Regions from separate parts of the Mus musculus genome. Here region 2 is linked to region 1. Evidence: chromatin loops called from intact Hi-C (ENCODE). Cell type or tissue: heart. All regions are shown on one strand. Links, peaks and the distances in the headings refer to the core of each region. The heading gives the core; the rest is flanking DNA. Region 1 holds the start of LOC105246083 (a long non-coding RNA gene). Region 2 has its middle 28 kb from the start of Olfr164.

The links. Hi-C counts contacts between places; a loop is a spot of excess contacts. Peaks named below come from ENCODE experiments on the same cell type or tissue, not always from the same donor. Only the 100,000 strongest peaks of a DNase experiment are listed, where the experiment ranks them.
Region 2: a loop joins it to region 1, with 7 times the contacts of the local background. A loop is called at or near these places in 6 of 42 quality-filtered maps.

Annotation. Positions count from the first base shown.
Region 1 is chr16:19,084,551-19,092,896 of GRCm38, forward strand. It overlaps LOC105246083 (a long non-coding RNA gene), which reads left to right and starts at 5,510. Exons shown (of 3, transcript XR_875947.2): 1 at 5,510-5,539. It also overlaps Igl and Iglv1. In heart, for the core only: a CTCF peak has its summit at 3,629 (motif pointing left); no DNase peak of the experiment used is centred there.
Region 2 is chr16:19,254,118-19,262,463 of GRCm38, forward strand. It overlaps Igl and Iglv2. Among named protein-coding and RNA genes, the nearest start is that of Olfr164, 28 kb to the right of the region's middle. In heart, for the core only: no CTCF peak of the experiment used is centred there; no DNase peak of the experiment used is centred there.

The sequences.
Region 1 (8,346 bases), core at 237-8,236:
GCAAAGGGAAATTTAGGCATCCAGTCACATCACACTCCGAGTCCAACACCATGAAAATGAGTATATATTTGTTCTTTTCCTGGCTTGCTTGCTTGCACTCAGCTTGACTTCCTGCTCATATAGTTATGGGCAGTGTGCCTGAATAATGATGCCACCCACAATGATCTTTCCCCATCAATTAATTAAAGGTTCCTTAGGACACCCCAATGTAGATAAACTACATTGAGGTTCTCTTCTCAATGATTCTATGTTGTGCCAAGTTGGTAAACAAAGCTTGTCATCAAGGCATAATTATACAATTTGTTGAAATAAAACTTTTTATTGATTGAGACAACAGCTTTTATAAATTTCTCTATAGTAAAAGAGAACAGACTAGGGAGATGTAGCCACCTGTTAAGAAGATGGTAGTTATGAGACTGTACCAGAGTGTTCTTGTTCTACTTCCCCATCTACACATGTCATTGTGGAAATGGTTGCTGTACCATAGAGCACAGAAATATATTGCCTCATCCTCAGTCTGTGCCCCTGTGATGGTGAGGGCAGCCTTGTCTCCAATCAGGGAGCCTGAGAATCTGGCAGGAACACCTGGAGCTCGGTTGTTGGTACCACCTATTAGACCAGTGAATAAATGATCTGGTTTTTCTTGGACCCAGTTGGCATAGTTACTAGTTGTAACAGCCCCAGTACTTGAGCGACAAGTGAGTGTGACTGTTTCACCAGGTGATGTGGTGAGTGCAGATTCCTGAGTCACAACAGCCTGGGAAATGGCCCCTGCAAACAGATGAGAAATCCAGTCATCAGTAGCAAATCAGAGACAAGATGCGCATTGTTGCATACCCACTGCAGTGTAGAAAGGCTGCTGACCTGAGCTGAGAGCCAGGAGAGAGAGTATAAGTGAAATCCAGGCCATAATTCACAAACCAGGTCTATTCTTTTCAATATTGGTCAGCAGCAGGCTGTGAGACAGACATAATATAACTCTTAGTATGGGCTGGGCTGGGCTAGTAATGCAAATTACTTTCATTTACAGGTTTATTATAAGATGTCATGTGAAATCTACTACACTGACACAAGTAAATGTTCACATGTTACTAAGAACAGAGCTCAGGGGCATTAATCATCAATTGTTCAGGCTTATCCAGAGTCATAAACACCCACTATCCATATTCTAGAGTGACAATAGTAACGAAAATTATGTTTTACCACATGATAATGCCCTACTCACAGCATTACAAATATGTAGGTCAGTGTAAAGGAATAAATAAGGAGAAAAATGCAAAGTTTTTATAGATTTTCTAGTTAAGTATATTAATTATGGAAAAGTGACTTATACTGTGTTTGTTCATCCCAATGGTCAGTTCATGGAAGAAGATTAATGTGTGTAGTATAATGAGTCTAAATCTGGGAAATGATATAATTATAAATATGAATTGGGAAATGGTCTGAAAAGGGTAGAGAGTGCCTAGGTTTTAAAGACTCATGCATTTCAAAGCAGTCCATTTTAGAATTACCACAAATAATTCTAACAGAATATCATTCTGTTCTAGCTCAACAATGCATTAATACTTGGTAGAAATATTTACAGTTCAGAGAAGTTAATGTGTATATAGCAACAAAAACACCCCAGTATATCTACATAAAGATGCTCTGAAAAGTTTGGAAAGGCTCAACTGCATACAAAGACAAACTGATAACTGTGTTTTGAAATCACTATGACAATATTTAAAAAACATTATTTCTTTGTGTATGTGCATGTTTTGTAAAAATAGAATGCAGTTTCAAGCAACAAAGCAGATAGATGACTGGATTTATTTGTAAAATGGATGGATTTGGAAGGGAAAACATAGGGTGACAGAATCTAACTTTTCATTTTGTTAAATATGTATATCTACCTGTTCTAGCATTCTCAAAAACAGTTTTTAATATAAATTTTATGTGTATGTGTTCATTTTGTCTTCAACGTGGGCATATATTTGAGAACAAATCTTGCTTACAAACCTTGTTTAAAGTATATCATAATAATGTAATTCTGAAAATACTAATAACACTATGTCTATATTAGAATATTGGCACAGAAGATTAATAGAAATATGTTCATCAAACCTGAATTGTGATACATATTTCTCACATTTTCTTTTTGTATACATGTGATTCGTGAACATTTCTATGACAATGTTAATATTTGGTGTTAGGATCTTGAAACTGCCAGGAAAGTACTGTTTGAATATTGGGGAATCATAAGGAACAAAAGATTAAGAGCAAACCTTGTCAAGCAGAAATTATATTTAAATGTGGAATGGAAAATGAGATTTAAATCAAAAAGGAAAATGTTTACTGGTAAGATCAACAGGGGATTGGTGTGAACGATCATGGAAATAGCAGAGCTTCCAGAACTCAGTGAATAGGGGGCTGGGTTTGACTTGGGTATGGACACAGACAGGTGTTGACCTTGTTTCCAGCCTTCACAGGAAGGAGAATGTGTACTTCTATCCACATCTTGATGTTTGATATTGAATACTTCCACCAGTTTGGGATTGAGTGAATTCAGAAGTTTTGGGGAAATAAACTATACCTGAACAGTAGGGCAATGGGCAGAGCAGTGGCTGAATGCTGGCGTTCTCTATACCTCAACAAGATAGTGTAGGCAGCTGAGTACCCATAACCTGGCAAAGACCATGAGAGAATACTCAGTTGGGATCAAAATAGGTGTTCCTAGGTATTCCTGGCCTAGGTGTGCAATGTGCAGTAGGAATTGAGATCTGCAAATATACATATCTCCCTCTGACTTTTGGGAAGAGCAGAAGGAAAGGCAAACACAAGTCACAGACAGAGGGACACTGATCCTTACTTTACAGTGGGCTGACTCTGATTCTTGTCTCATTATATCCATACCTCTTGCCAGAACCTGAGTTTTCCCTACAAATATGTTTTCATCCATGATTACCTCATTCTGCTCTCAAAAGTATTGTTGATAGTTCTCTCTCTCTCTCTCTCTCTCTCTCTCTCTCTCTCTCTCTCTCTCAGACACACACAGACTTAGTAAGACGAAGTTTGATTTTTGTCTTGGGAACCAGTCAGGAACCAGTACCAGATGAGCAAGGTATAGGTCTGCTTAATATACTTACAGACTTGAGAAGATGCAGCTACTGATTCTCAATTAGTGAGCAAATAGCATCTCTTCTGTGCCAAGGTTTCTTTGGGGAAATGGTCCTTAGTAATTCATTTACTGCAAACCAGGACTGTGGCACAGGCACAAGGAGCACAGTCATCATGTCCAAGGAAATATTTTCACTTTGCAGCTCCCCTAATCTCTGACTGAATTAAAGCATTCATAGACTAATTTCTAACTTTTGTGGCTCTGATATTCTGTGTGTAATTCTGAAATCTCTCACAATCAAGAAGCTCTTCCCAGTGAACTATATGTACTGTGCATTATGTTTATGAGCTGTAAAACCCTTCTAGTACCTTGTTACACTGTGAGAGTCAGATCAAAGGAGGCCCTGTGTTTTTTGAGATGGATTTTCCCCCTGGGAAGAATCAGATCTTGTAACACTGTAAGGGGCCAATGAGCAACTGTATATGGTTCAGTGAATTTAAACACGTGGTCTCTGAAGACTTCTGAGAAGGGTCACACCACCCTCTAGTGGCTTTATTATTCTCATTTGTTCATTTAACCACTCTTATTGTTACTAGACAACCCTACATTTATTTGCCAAGCTGCCTAATAAGTATTACATTTTCCTCTTCAATTATTTCAGTTTATATTTTGTTTCAGAAATTAGTCTCAATTTTTTGTACATTGATTTCAATGTTTTGGGGATTTATCCTTATTTAAGTGCTTTGACAAAACACAAGTAATGATTTCCATGACTGAAAGAGGAAATCATTGATTTTGAGAATCATATGTACAGGTTATTTAGTAAGAATCATACTTAAGACATTAAAGAATGAGGGAAAAAATAGTCCAAGATTGGGTTAATGTATCAAAGATCATGGATCATGTATTAGATACTAGTGACAGAATTTCACATGTTGTGTCCAGAATTATTGCCAAAATTGAATATTATGTGACATTTTAGAATGACAACTAATGTCAGAGGACATGATCAGAAGTTCTCATATGTCTTGAACTTGATTGGTCTTGTTTTCTCTGCAAAATAACCCAATTCAATTTTGAGGAGGATTAAGTGTTTACAGTGGTATGAAAGTCTTAGAGGAGCCTAAATCTCCCAATTTTCTGGCATTTTCCAGGACTCTTAGTTGATTGCCTATGTTTTTTTTCTTTTTAAATATTTTTTATTAGGTATTTTCCTCATTTACATTTCCATTGCTATCCCAAAAGTCCCCCATACCATCCTCCCCCACTCCCCTACCCACCCACTCCAATTTTTGGCCCTGGCATTCCCCTGTACTGGGGCATATAAAGTTTGCAAGTCTAATGGGCCTCTCTTTCTAGTGATGGCCGACTAGGCCATCTTTTGATGCATATGCAGCTAGAGTCAATAGCTCCCGGGTACTGGTTAGTTCATATTGTTGTTCCACCTATAGAGTTGCAGTTCCCTTTAGCTCCTTGGGTACTTTCTCTAGCTCCTCCATTGGGGGCCCTGTGATCCATCCAATAGCTGACTGTAAGCATCCACTTCTGTGTTTGCTAGGCCCCAGCATAGTCTCACAAGAGACAGCTATATCAGTGTCCTTTCTGTAAAATCTTGCTAGTGTATGCAATGGTGTCAGCGTTTGCAGGCGGATTATGGGATGGACCCTGGATATGGCAGTCTCTAGATGGTCCATCCTTTTGTCTCAGCTCTAGACTTTGTCTCTGTAACTCCTTCCATGGGTGTTTTGTTCCCAATTCTAAGAAGGGGCAAAGTGTCTACACTTTCTTCTTGAGTTTCATGTGTTTCACAAATTGTATCTTATATCTTGGGTATTCTAAGTTTCTGGGCTAATATCCAATTATCAGTGAGAACATATCATTTGATTTTTGTGTTTGGGTTACCTCACTCAGGATAATGCCCTCCAAGTCCAACCATTTGCCTAGGAATTTCATAAATTCATTCTTTTTAATAGCTGAGTAGTACTCCATTGTGTAAATGTACCACATGTTTTTGTATCCATTCCTCTGTAGAGGGGCATCTGGGTTATTTCCAGCTTCTGGTTATTATAAATAAGGCTTCTATCAACATAGTGGAGCATGTGTCTTTCTTACCAGTTGGACCATCTTCTGGATATATGCCCAGGAGTGGTATTGTGGGATCCTCTGGTAGTACTATGTCCAATTTTCTGAGGAACCGCCAGACTGATTTCCAGAGTGGTTGTACAAGCTTGCAATCCCACCAAAAATGGAGGAGTGTTCCTCTTTCTCCCCATCCTCTCCAGCATCTGCTGTCACCTGAATTTTTGATCTTAGCCATTCTGACTGGTGTGAGATAAAATCTCAGGGTTGTTTTGATTTGCATTTCCCTGATGATTAAGGATGCTGAACGTTTTTTTTTTTTTTTTTTTTTCAGGTGCTTCCCAGCCATTCGGTATTCCTCAGGTGAGAATTCTTTGTTTAGCATAAGCTCCATTTTTAATGGGGTTATTTGATTTTCTGGAGACCACCTTCTTGAGTTCTGTATATATATATATTGGATATCATTCCCCTATCTGATTTAGAAAAGATAAAGATCCTTTTCCAATCTGTTGGTGGCCTTTTTGTCTTATTGACGGTGTCTTTTTGCCTTACAGAAGCTTTGCAGTTTTATGAGGTCCCATTTGTCAATTCTCAATCTTACAGAACAAGCCATTGCTGTTCTATTCAGGAATTTTTCCATAGTGCTCATATCTTCGAGGCTTTCCCCCACTTTCTCCTCTATAAGTTTCAGTGTCTCTGGTTTTATGTGGTGTTCCTTGATCCACTTAGATTTGATCTTAGTACAAGTAGATAGCAATAAATAAATTCACATTCTTCTACATGATAACTACCAGTTGTGCCAGCACCATTTGTTGAAAATGCTGTCTTTCTTCCACTGGATGGTTTTAGCTCCCTTGTTGAAGATTAAGTGACAATAGGTGTGTGGGTTCATTTCTGGGTCTTCATTTCTATTCCATTGGTCTACTTATCTGTCACTACCAACAGTACCATGCAGTTTTTATCACAATTGCAATGTAATACAACTTTAGGTCAGGCATGGTGATTCCACCAGAGGTTCTTTTATCCTTGAGAAGAGTTTTTGCTATCCTCGGTTTTTTGTTATTCCATATGAAATTGCAGATTGCTCTTTCTAATTCGTTGAAGAATTGAGTTGGAATTTTGATGGGGATTGCATTGAATCTGTAGATTGCTTTTGGCAAGGTAGCCATTTTTACAACGTTGATCCTGCCAATTCATGAGCATGGGAGATCTTTCCATCTTCTGAGATCTTCTTTAATTTCTTTCTTCAGAGACTTGAAGTTCTTATCATAGAAATCTTTCACTTCCATAGTTAGAGTTACGCCTAGGTATTTTATACTATTTGTGACTATTGAGAAGGGTGTTGTTTCCCTAATTTCTTTCTCAGCCTGTTTATTCTTTGTGTTGAGAAAGGCCATTGACTTGTTTGAGTTAATTTTATATCCATCTACTTCACCGAAGCTGTTTATCAGGTTTAGGAGTTCTCTGGTGGAATTTTTAGGGTCACTTATATATACTATTATATCATTTGCAAAAAGTGATATTTTGACTTCTTCTTTTCCAATTTGTATCCCCTTGATCTCGTTTTGTTGTCAAATCTATCTGGCTAGGACTTCAAGTACAATGTTAAATAGGTAGGGAGAAAGTGGGCAGCATTGTCTAGTCGCTGATTTTGGTGGGATTGCTTCCAGCTTCTCATCATTTACTTTGATGTTGGCTACAGGTTTGCTGTAGATTGCTTTTATCATGTTTAGGTATGGGCCTTGAATTCCTGATCTTTCCAAGACTTTTATCATGAATGGGTGTTGGATCTTGTCAAATGCTTTCTCCGCATCTAAGGAGATGATTATGAGGTTTTTGTCTTTGAGTTTGTTTATATAATGGGTTATGTTGATGGGTTTCCATATATTAAACCAACCCTGCATCTCTGGAATAAAACCTACTTGATCATGATGGATGATTGTTTTAATGTGTTCTTGGATTCAGTTAGTGAGAATTTTATTGAGTATTTTTGCATCGATATTCATAAGGGAATTTGGTCTGAAGTTCTCTATCTTTGTTGGATCTTTCTGTGGTTTAGGTATCAGAGTGATTGTAGCTTTATAGAATGAGTTGGGTAGATTACCTTCTACTTCTATTTTGTGGAATAGTTTGTGAAGAACTGGGATTAGATCTTCTTTGAAGGTCTGATAGAACTCTGCACTAAGCCCATCTGGTCCTGTGCTTTTTTTGGTTGGGAGACTATTAATGACTGCTTCTATTTCTTTAGGGGATATGGGACTGTTTACATCGTTAACTTGATCATGATTTAACTTTGGTACCTGGTATCTGTCTAGAAATTTGTCCATTTCATCCAGGTTTTCCAGTTTTGTTGAGTATATCCTGTTGTAGAAGGATCTGATGTTGTTTTGAATTTCATCAGGATCTGTTGTTATGTCTCCCTTTTCATTTCTTTCTTTTTTTTTAAAGATTTATTTATTTTTTATTATATGTAAGTACACTGTAGCTGTCTTCAGACACAATAGAAGAGGGAGTCAGATCTCGTTACAGATGATTGTGAGCCACCATGTGGTTGGCAGGATTTGAACTCAGGACCTTCAGAAGAGCAGTCGGGTGCTCTTACCTGTTGAGCCATCTCACCACCCCCTCCCTTTTCATTTCTGATTTTGTTAACTAGGATGCTGTCCCCATGGCCTCTAGTGAGTTTCGTTAAGCGTTTATCTATCTTGTTGAATTTCTCAAAGAACCAGCTCCTGGTTTGGTTGATTCTTTGAATACCTCTTCTTGTTTCCACTTGGTTGATTTCGCCTCTGAGTTTGATTATTTCCTACCTTTTACTCCTCTTGAGTGAATTTGCTTTCTTTTTTTTTCTAGAGCTTTTAGTTGTGTTGTCAAGTTGCTAGTGTGTGCTCTCTCTAGTTTCTTTCTGGAGGCACTCAGAGCTATGAGTTTCTCTCTTAGAAATGCTTTCATTGTGTCCCATAAGTTTAGGTATGTAATGGCTTCATTTTCATTAAACTCTAAAAAGTATTTAATTTTTTTCTTTATTCTTTCCTTGACCAAGGTATCATTGAGAAGAGTGTTGTTCAGTTTCCACGTGAATGTTGGCCTTCCATTATTTATGTTGTTATTGAATATCAGCCTTAGTCCGTGATGGTGTGATAGGATGCATGGGACAATTTCAATATTTT
Region 2 (8,346 bases), core at 176-8,175, 170 kb after region 1:
GGCTATTCGTTTGCTGCAGATTGCTATTATCATGTTTAGGTATGGGCCTTGAATTCCTGCTCTTTCCAAGACTTTTATCATGAATGGATGTTGGATTTTGTCAAATGCTTTCTCTGTATCTAACGAGATAATCATGTGGTTTTTGTCTTTGAGTTTGTTTATATAGTGGATTACGTTATGGATTTCTGTATGTTAAACCATTCCTGAATCACTGGAATGAAACCTATTTGGTTAGGATGGATGATTGTTTTGATGTGGTCTTGGATTCGATTAGTGAGAATTTTATTGAATATTTTTGCATTGATATTCATAAGGGAAATTGGTCTGAAGTTCTCTATCTTTGTTGGGTCTTTATGTGGTTTAGGTATCAGAGTAATTGTGGCTTCATAGAATTGGGTAGACTACCTTCTGTATCTATTTTGTGGAATTGTTTGAGAAGAACTGGAGTTATATCTTTGAAGGTCTGATAGAACTCTGCACTAAACCCATCTGGTCCTGCGCTTTTTTTGGTTGGGAGACTATTAATGACTGCTTCTATTTCTTTAGGGGATATAGGACTGTTTAGATCACTAATCTGGTTCTGATTTTACTTTGGTACCTAGTATCTGTCTAGAAATTTGTCCATTTCATCCAGGTTTTCCAGTTCTGTTGAGTATAGCCTTTTGTAGAAGGATCTGATGGTGTTTTGGATTTCTTCAGGATCTGTTGTTATGTCTCCCTTTTCATTTCTGATTTTGTTAATTAGTATGCTGTCCCTGTGCCCTCCTGCAATTCTGGCTAATGGTTTATCTATCTTGTTGATTTTCTCAAAGAACCAGCTCCTCGTTTGGTTGATTCTTTGAACAGTTCTTCTTGATTCCACTTGGTTGATTTTGCCTCTGAGTTTGGTTAGTTCCTGAAGTCGACTCCTCTTGGGTGAATTTGCTTCCTTTTGTTCTAGAGCTTTTGGGTGTGTTGTCAAGCTGCTAGTGTGTGCTCTCTTTAGTTTCTTTTTGGAGGCACTCAGAGCTATGAGTTTTCCTCTTAGAAATGCTTTCATTGTGTCCCATAAGTTTGGGTATGTTGTGGCTTCAATTTCATTAAACTCTAAAAAGTCCTTAATTTCTTTCTTTATTTCTTCCTTGACCTGGGTATCATTGAGGAGAGTATTGTTCAGTTTCCAAGTGAATGTTGGCTTTCTGTTATTTACGTTGTCTCACCTTTGCAGACTAGGCTCTGAGGGATACAGGAACCAAGATGGCTCCCCCAGGTGCTCTGGCCGAATTGCTAGGTTTTATTGTACAACTTTAGAAACAAGAAACTTGAATGAAAAGGAAGAGATTTTGATCATGCAAGTTAATTATAAGCTTTGATACCTTCCTAAAGGCAAAAGTAAGCAGTTTTAGAAATCCGGATGTTCTCCTATTCTTCACAGAATTGTAAGAAAGATAAGAATCGTACTGAAAAAAGGGTTCATGTGAGAGATGCATAAGAGTCATCTGTGCTCAGTGAAGTGCCTGCCATCCTGAATAGACTTGTCAGATCATAACTTTGCTGATAGACCACCCTTGCTTAAGCAAAGGGACTGAACAACGTTTTAAGATTGAAAGGAAAAGGACAGTGGTCTGATGCTCAATATAAAAGAAATATAGAGGAGGGAACAGAAGAATTAAATAAGGGTTAGAGAATAAACTTTTTAACAAAACCAAGTTTAATATAATAGGTAGTAGGAAATGACTTTTGAACTATTTATCTTTTGCCAAACTTCAACACAATCAAATTCAAAGAGAGTCAGCTGCTCTATCATTTCTGTAACTAAAAGGCTTTTCAAGACCAATCTTAAGGAAGATGATATTGAATTTAAAGAAAATTGTTTTTATCAAAATATTGTTTTAGTTCTTATAAAATTGCTGTTTGTTTGCTTTGTGCCTTTTTCAATATTCTTGTGTAACCAAGGAAGACTTTAGAAGAAAATATATTTTCAACAGCTGTGTAATCAAGGAATACAATTTTTTGAGGAAATGATTTTCTGTATAAATATAACCTTAAAAAGACAAAAGTTGTCAGAGTAGAAAAAAACCAAACCAAAAAATGCGTCCTCTCTGCCCTGTCTCTCAGGAAAGAAATGTAGCCCCAAGTCTGATCCTTCCTTCCCTTCATACTCTTGCATCCTCCCTTCTCCAGACCCTGCCCTCAGCAAATCCTGGTCCCCAGCAAATTTGAGATAATGTTTAAATTTTTATATAATATAGGAACATTACTCAGCCTAAACAGGTTATATTTATGTGATTAGAAATATCTGTGCCTGTACATTTTTGTGGGAATACTTGAAGCAATAAAGGGGAGACAGAATTGATATATTTATCATCTCAAAAATGAACTATTTTTTTAATTTAAGTTCTTAGCACAATAAAGGTCTATCTCAGAACTACCTTTAATGTGCCTTCCTTAATTACATTCCAGAGGTTACTTTAATTCATTTTTAAAAAGTCTTCCTTGACAGATTTTTTTTTTGTTTAGTCCCCATAACATTGTGCATATTTGTAAGTTCTGTTGCTGTTGAAACAAAATTTTATTCCACTGTACTCAGTCAGAATTCAGGATGGTATTTAGATTTTATATATTGGCACATATTTGATTTGTTTTCTAACATATCATCACTTGAATGAAAAATTCCATGAAGTGCTGACAAACTATTATTTCTTTAGTTTTCTAATGAAATCATCTGTATGTACCCATTGTTTCCATTTGGTTTGTAATATAACTTTATAATGATTTTATCTTTATGTTTATTTTGATGACCTGTCTATTGATAGGGGTGAGCTACTGAAGTTATCATACTAATATGTTCGGGATAACCGATGGACTTATGTCTAGAATATGAAATGGTGTATATTTACAATTGGAATATTCTTGTGTGGCATGATTCATTTGATGAGCAATATTATTTCTTATGACTAATACTATTTAGTGACATATAGGAATAATTGTGCCCACTGGTCTTTTAGCTCTGTTTGGAATATCTTTTACTTCCTTTGATCTTAAGGTGGTATCTATAATTAATGATAAATTATGTTTCTTGAAATCAGAAAAAAATAACATTGGGTTTTCAAATCAAATCTGCTATTATGTATCATTTATTGAAAAGCTGAAGCCATTAATCAGACGTATTGACAGATATTTATTAATTCCTTTTACATTGGTTATTTTATGATTTTTGGGGGGCATCTTTTGATTATCTATCCCAGCTTTGTATGTTTCCTATGAAATGTGGTGACTTCCTCTGATCTCATTTTTGTTCATGCTTCCAGTCAGAATAAAGTACAGTTGACTTAGTGGCCATAAGTACTTTTAATTTGTTTGGATTATAAAAGGCTTTTGGTTTCCCCTCTATTTACAATGTAAAAACTTTTGCTATAATAATATGATATGTTGGTATGAACAATTGGAGGAGGTAATGACACTATTAGGAGGTGTGGCCTTGTTGGAGAATGTGTGTCACTGAGGTGGTGGGCTTTATGAACATTCTCTTAGCTGCTTGGAAGCCAGTTTTCTCCTTTTCTCCTTCAGAAAAAGATGTAGAACTCTCAGCCACTCCAGTGCCTGGCCTACCTAGATACATCATGCTTCTTGCCTCAATAATAATTGAGTGGAACTCTGAGCCTGTAAGATAGCCCCAACAAAATGTTGTGCTTTATAAGAGTTGCTTTGTTTCTGGTGTCTCTTCACAGCAACAGAAACCGTAACACATGGGTTAACTTTATTATTATTATTATTATTATTATTATTATTATTATTATTATGGAATATATATTTCCAGGTCCTTTAGCATTTAAAATTTTCTATTAAATAATCCATTGTTCTTTCTGTTTGCCTGCTTTATAACTTACTTGGCCTTTCTTGCTTAGAAATTTCAGTAGCCTTTCTTTTTCTCTGGCTTTGTTATTTTAAGTTTAATATGTTGCTGTAACCTGTATAGTTTCTGCCTTGGAATCCTAGCTATGAATGGCTGGGTAATAAGGAAATAACCATCATGGAAAACCCATCATGATTCTGGAATGAGGAGGAGGTGTCAAGCATTAACACAACTAGAACCTTGGCATATTGATTAGGTACAGCATGGGGGAATACTCATCTGGTCTAAGTTGGACACCTTGGGATGGGAATATCCAGGAGGAAGAAGCTACAGGTTTTAAGTATTTGTACTCACTGACCAATCATCTGTAATACTTATACTTGTCCTCCTAAGGAAACCATTGCTATTCCTTTTGAACCTGGTCTTTATGGGCAATGACTTAATCAATTTACCATGGGCCAATTAGTGTCAGAGTCTTAAAGACCTCTTGCTCATTACAAACACACATTCAGTCAATATCCTACTCCTACAGGGATTCCTATGATTCCAGAAAATATGCCATGGTGGGTTACCGTTTTCATTCTATCTATTCAGTGTTCTCTGAATTTCTTGTACTTGGATGAGAACTCTTCATTCTGTATTTGAGACTGTTTCTTCTATGATTTTATTGAAAATATATTCTATGCATTCTTCTTCTTCTTCTTCTTCTTCTTCTTCTTCTCCTTCTTCTTCTTCTTCTTCTCCTTTCCTCCTCCTCCTCCTCCTCCTTCTTCTTTTTTCTTCTTCTTTTTCTCCTCCTCCAACTACTACTACTACTACTACTACTACTACTACTACTGCTATGGCATAATCTGGAGGTTGGTGCTTTTCCTGATGTCTCAAAAATTTCCTGTGTTCTATATATACTTTTCATTCATAATTGACCAATTCTGAGTAACCTAACTCTTCTACCTTGTCTTCATTCCCTTGGAAGTCTATTTACTATGTGGTCCACTCCACTGATAAGGGTCTACTGGGTTTTCTGTTTGGCCTAATTAGTTTTTTACAGCATTATTTCAGCTTGTATTTGTCAGTAATTCTATTTACTCAGTGAATTATATTTTTATATTTTTAATTGACATCCTTATAGCATTCAGCTATTTGTTTTTCTTCTGAAATGTATATTCATGTACTCTATGAATTATTTGAACATAATTTTAATATACTTTTGATTTCTTGTCATGTCTTTCTTCAGATAAATTTCATTTTGTGTCACTGGATAAATTTTCTCATTAGTGGAGGATACATGGTATCTTTGTCATTTTGTTTTGTTTTGTTTCAGTCCTGGGGTTGACAAATCTAGAAGAGTCTATTTATTGAATTCTGTCTTTGTAGCTCTGTCTTTCTTATTCAAGTTACTTTTCTACATTCAGTAAAGAAAACTACAATATTCAAGAGAAAATAAGATGTCATGATCTCTTATGGGGATGATACTGAATATAGCATATACCATGAAAATTGCCAGCAAGTAGATATGCACATAGTAAAGAAAATTATAGTGTTCTGATGTCTGGAGTAAAGTTCCTGATAGGTCTGAGTAGGTGTAAGTCTCTGTAACTATAGTCCTTCATGGTGGAGGCGTTCATAAGACCTAGGCTTCTGGTGAACTAGGATCCAGGGTAACATAAAAAGGCATTGTCAGGGAAATCAAGTTTACCATACGTTAAACAGGAATCAGTCATGGATGGGCATATGCAGCAAACTAAAGAAAGCAGTAAGAAGGTATCCTGAAGAAACCATGTTGTATCAGCACTTGTAGAAAAGTTTCTGCCAGTGAAGGGTGACATATGCTCCCTTAAGAAATTTTATGAACACATATATCTTAGTCTCATTTCAGTTGCTGACTTAAAATACCAGAATATAAAGCATCTAGTGAAAGAAAGAGCTTGTTTCTATTCACAGGTCCATATTACAGTCCATTATTGCAGGGAAGTCACAGCAAAGGGAACTTTAGGCATCTAGTCACATCACACTCCAAATCCAACACCACAAAAATGAGTATATATTTGATCTTTTCCTGACTTGCTTGCTTGCACTCAGCTTGACTTCCTGCTAATACAGTTCAGGACAGTGTGCCTGAATCATGATGCTACCCACAATGATCTTTCCCCATCAATTAATTAAAGGTTCCTTAGGACACCCCAATGTAGATAAACTGTACATTGACGTTCCCTTCTCAATGATTCTATGTTCTGCCAAGTTGATAAACAAAGCTTGTCATCAAGGCATAATTATTATACAATTTGTTGAAATAAAACTTTTTGTTGCTCGAGACAACAGCTTTTATAAATTTCTCTATAGTAAAAGAGAACAGACTAGGGACATGTAGCCACCTGTTAAGAAGATGGTAGTTATGAGACTGTACCAGAGTGTTCTTGTTCTACTTCCCCATCTACACATGTCATTGTGGAAATGGGTGCTGTACCATAGAGCACAGAAATACATTGCATCATCCTCAGTCTGTGCCCCTGTGATGGTGAGGGCAGCCTTGTCTCCAATCAGGGAGCCTGAGAATCTGACAGGAACACCTGGAGCTCGGTTGCTGGTACCACCTATTAGACCAGTGAATAAATGATCTGGTTTTTCTTGGACCCAGTTGGCATAGTTACTAGTTGTAACAGCCCCAGTACTTGAGCGACAAGTGAGTATGACTGTTCCACCAGGTGATGTGGTGAGTGCAGATTCCTGAGTCACAACAGCCTGGGAACTGGCTCCTGCAAACAGGTAAGAAATCCAGTCATCAGTAGCAAATCAGAGACAAGATGTGTATTGTTGCATACCCACTGCAGTGTAGAAAGGCTGCTGACCTGAGCAGAGAGCCAGGAGAGAGAGTATAAGTGAAGTCCAGGCCATAATTCACAAACCAAGTCTATTATTTTCAATATTGGTCAGCAGCAGGCAGTGAGACAGACATAATATAACTCTTAGTATGGGCTGGGCTGGGCTAGTAATGCAAATTACTTTCATTTACAGGTTTATTATAAGATGTCACGTGAGATCTACTACACTGACACAAATAAATGTTCACATGTTACTAAGAACAGAGCTCAGGGGCATTAATCATCAATTTTTCAGGCTTATCCAGAGTCATAAACACATCCTATCAATATTTTAGAGTGACAATAGTAATGAAAATCATGTGTCACCATGTGTTGCCCTACTCACAGCATTACAAATATGTAGACCAGTGTAAAGGAATGAATAAGGAGAAAAAAGCAAAGTTTTTATAGTTTCCAGTAACTACATTAATTATGGAAAAGTGACTTATACTGTGTTTGTTCATTCCAATGGTCAGTTCATGGAAGAAGATTAATGTGTGTAGTATAATGAGTCTAAATCTGGGAAATGATATAATTATAAAGATGAATTGAGAAATGGAATGAAAAGGGCAGAGAGTGCCTAGGTTTTAAAGACCCATGCATTTCAAAGCAGTCCATTGTAGAATTAACACAAACAATTCAAACAGAGTATCATTCTATTCTAGCTCAACAATACATTAATACTTGGTATGAATATTCACAGTTCAGAGACGTTAATGTGTATATAGCAACAAAAACACCCTAGTATACCTACATAAAGATGTCCCATAAAGATTGGAAAGGGTCAACTACATACAAAGACAAACTGATAACTGTGTTTTGAAATCACCATGACAATATTTAAAAAACATTATTTCTTTGTGTATGTGCATGTTTTGTAAAAATAGGATGCAGTTTCAAGCAACAAAGCAGATAGATAACTGGATCTATTTGTAAAATGGATGGATGTGGAAGGGAAAACGTAGGGTGACAGAATCTAACTTTTCATTTTGTTAAATATGTATGTCCACCTGTTCTAGCATTCTCAAAATCAGTTTTTAATATAAATTATATGTGTATGTGTACATCTTGTCTTCAACGTGGGCATATATTTGAGAACAAATCTTGCTTACAAAACTTCTTACATAATAACGTAATTCTGAAAATATTAATAACAACATATCTATATTGGAAACTCTTCACAGAAGATTAGTAGAAATATGGGCATCAAACCTGAATTGTGATGTCTATTTCTCACATTATCTTTTTGTATACATGTGATTCATGAACATTTCTATGACAATGTCAATATTTGGTGTTAGGATCTTGAAACTGTCAGGAAAGTACTGTTTGAGTATGAGGAAAACATAAGGAACTATTCCCAAGACAATCAGAGCTACCCTTGTCAAGCAGAAATTAAATTTATGTGTGGAGTGGAAAATGAGATTTAAATCAAAAAGGAAAATGGTTAATGGTAAGATCAACAGGGGTCAGTGTGAACGATCATGGAAATAGCAGAGCTTCCAGAACTCAGTGAATAGGGGGCTGGATTTGACTTGGGTATGGACACAGACAGGTGTTGACCTTGTTTCCAGCCTTCACAGGAAGGAGAATGTGTACTTCTATCCACATCTTGATATTTGATATTGAATAATTCCATCAGTTTGGGATTGA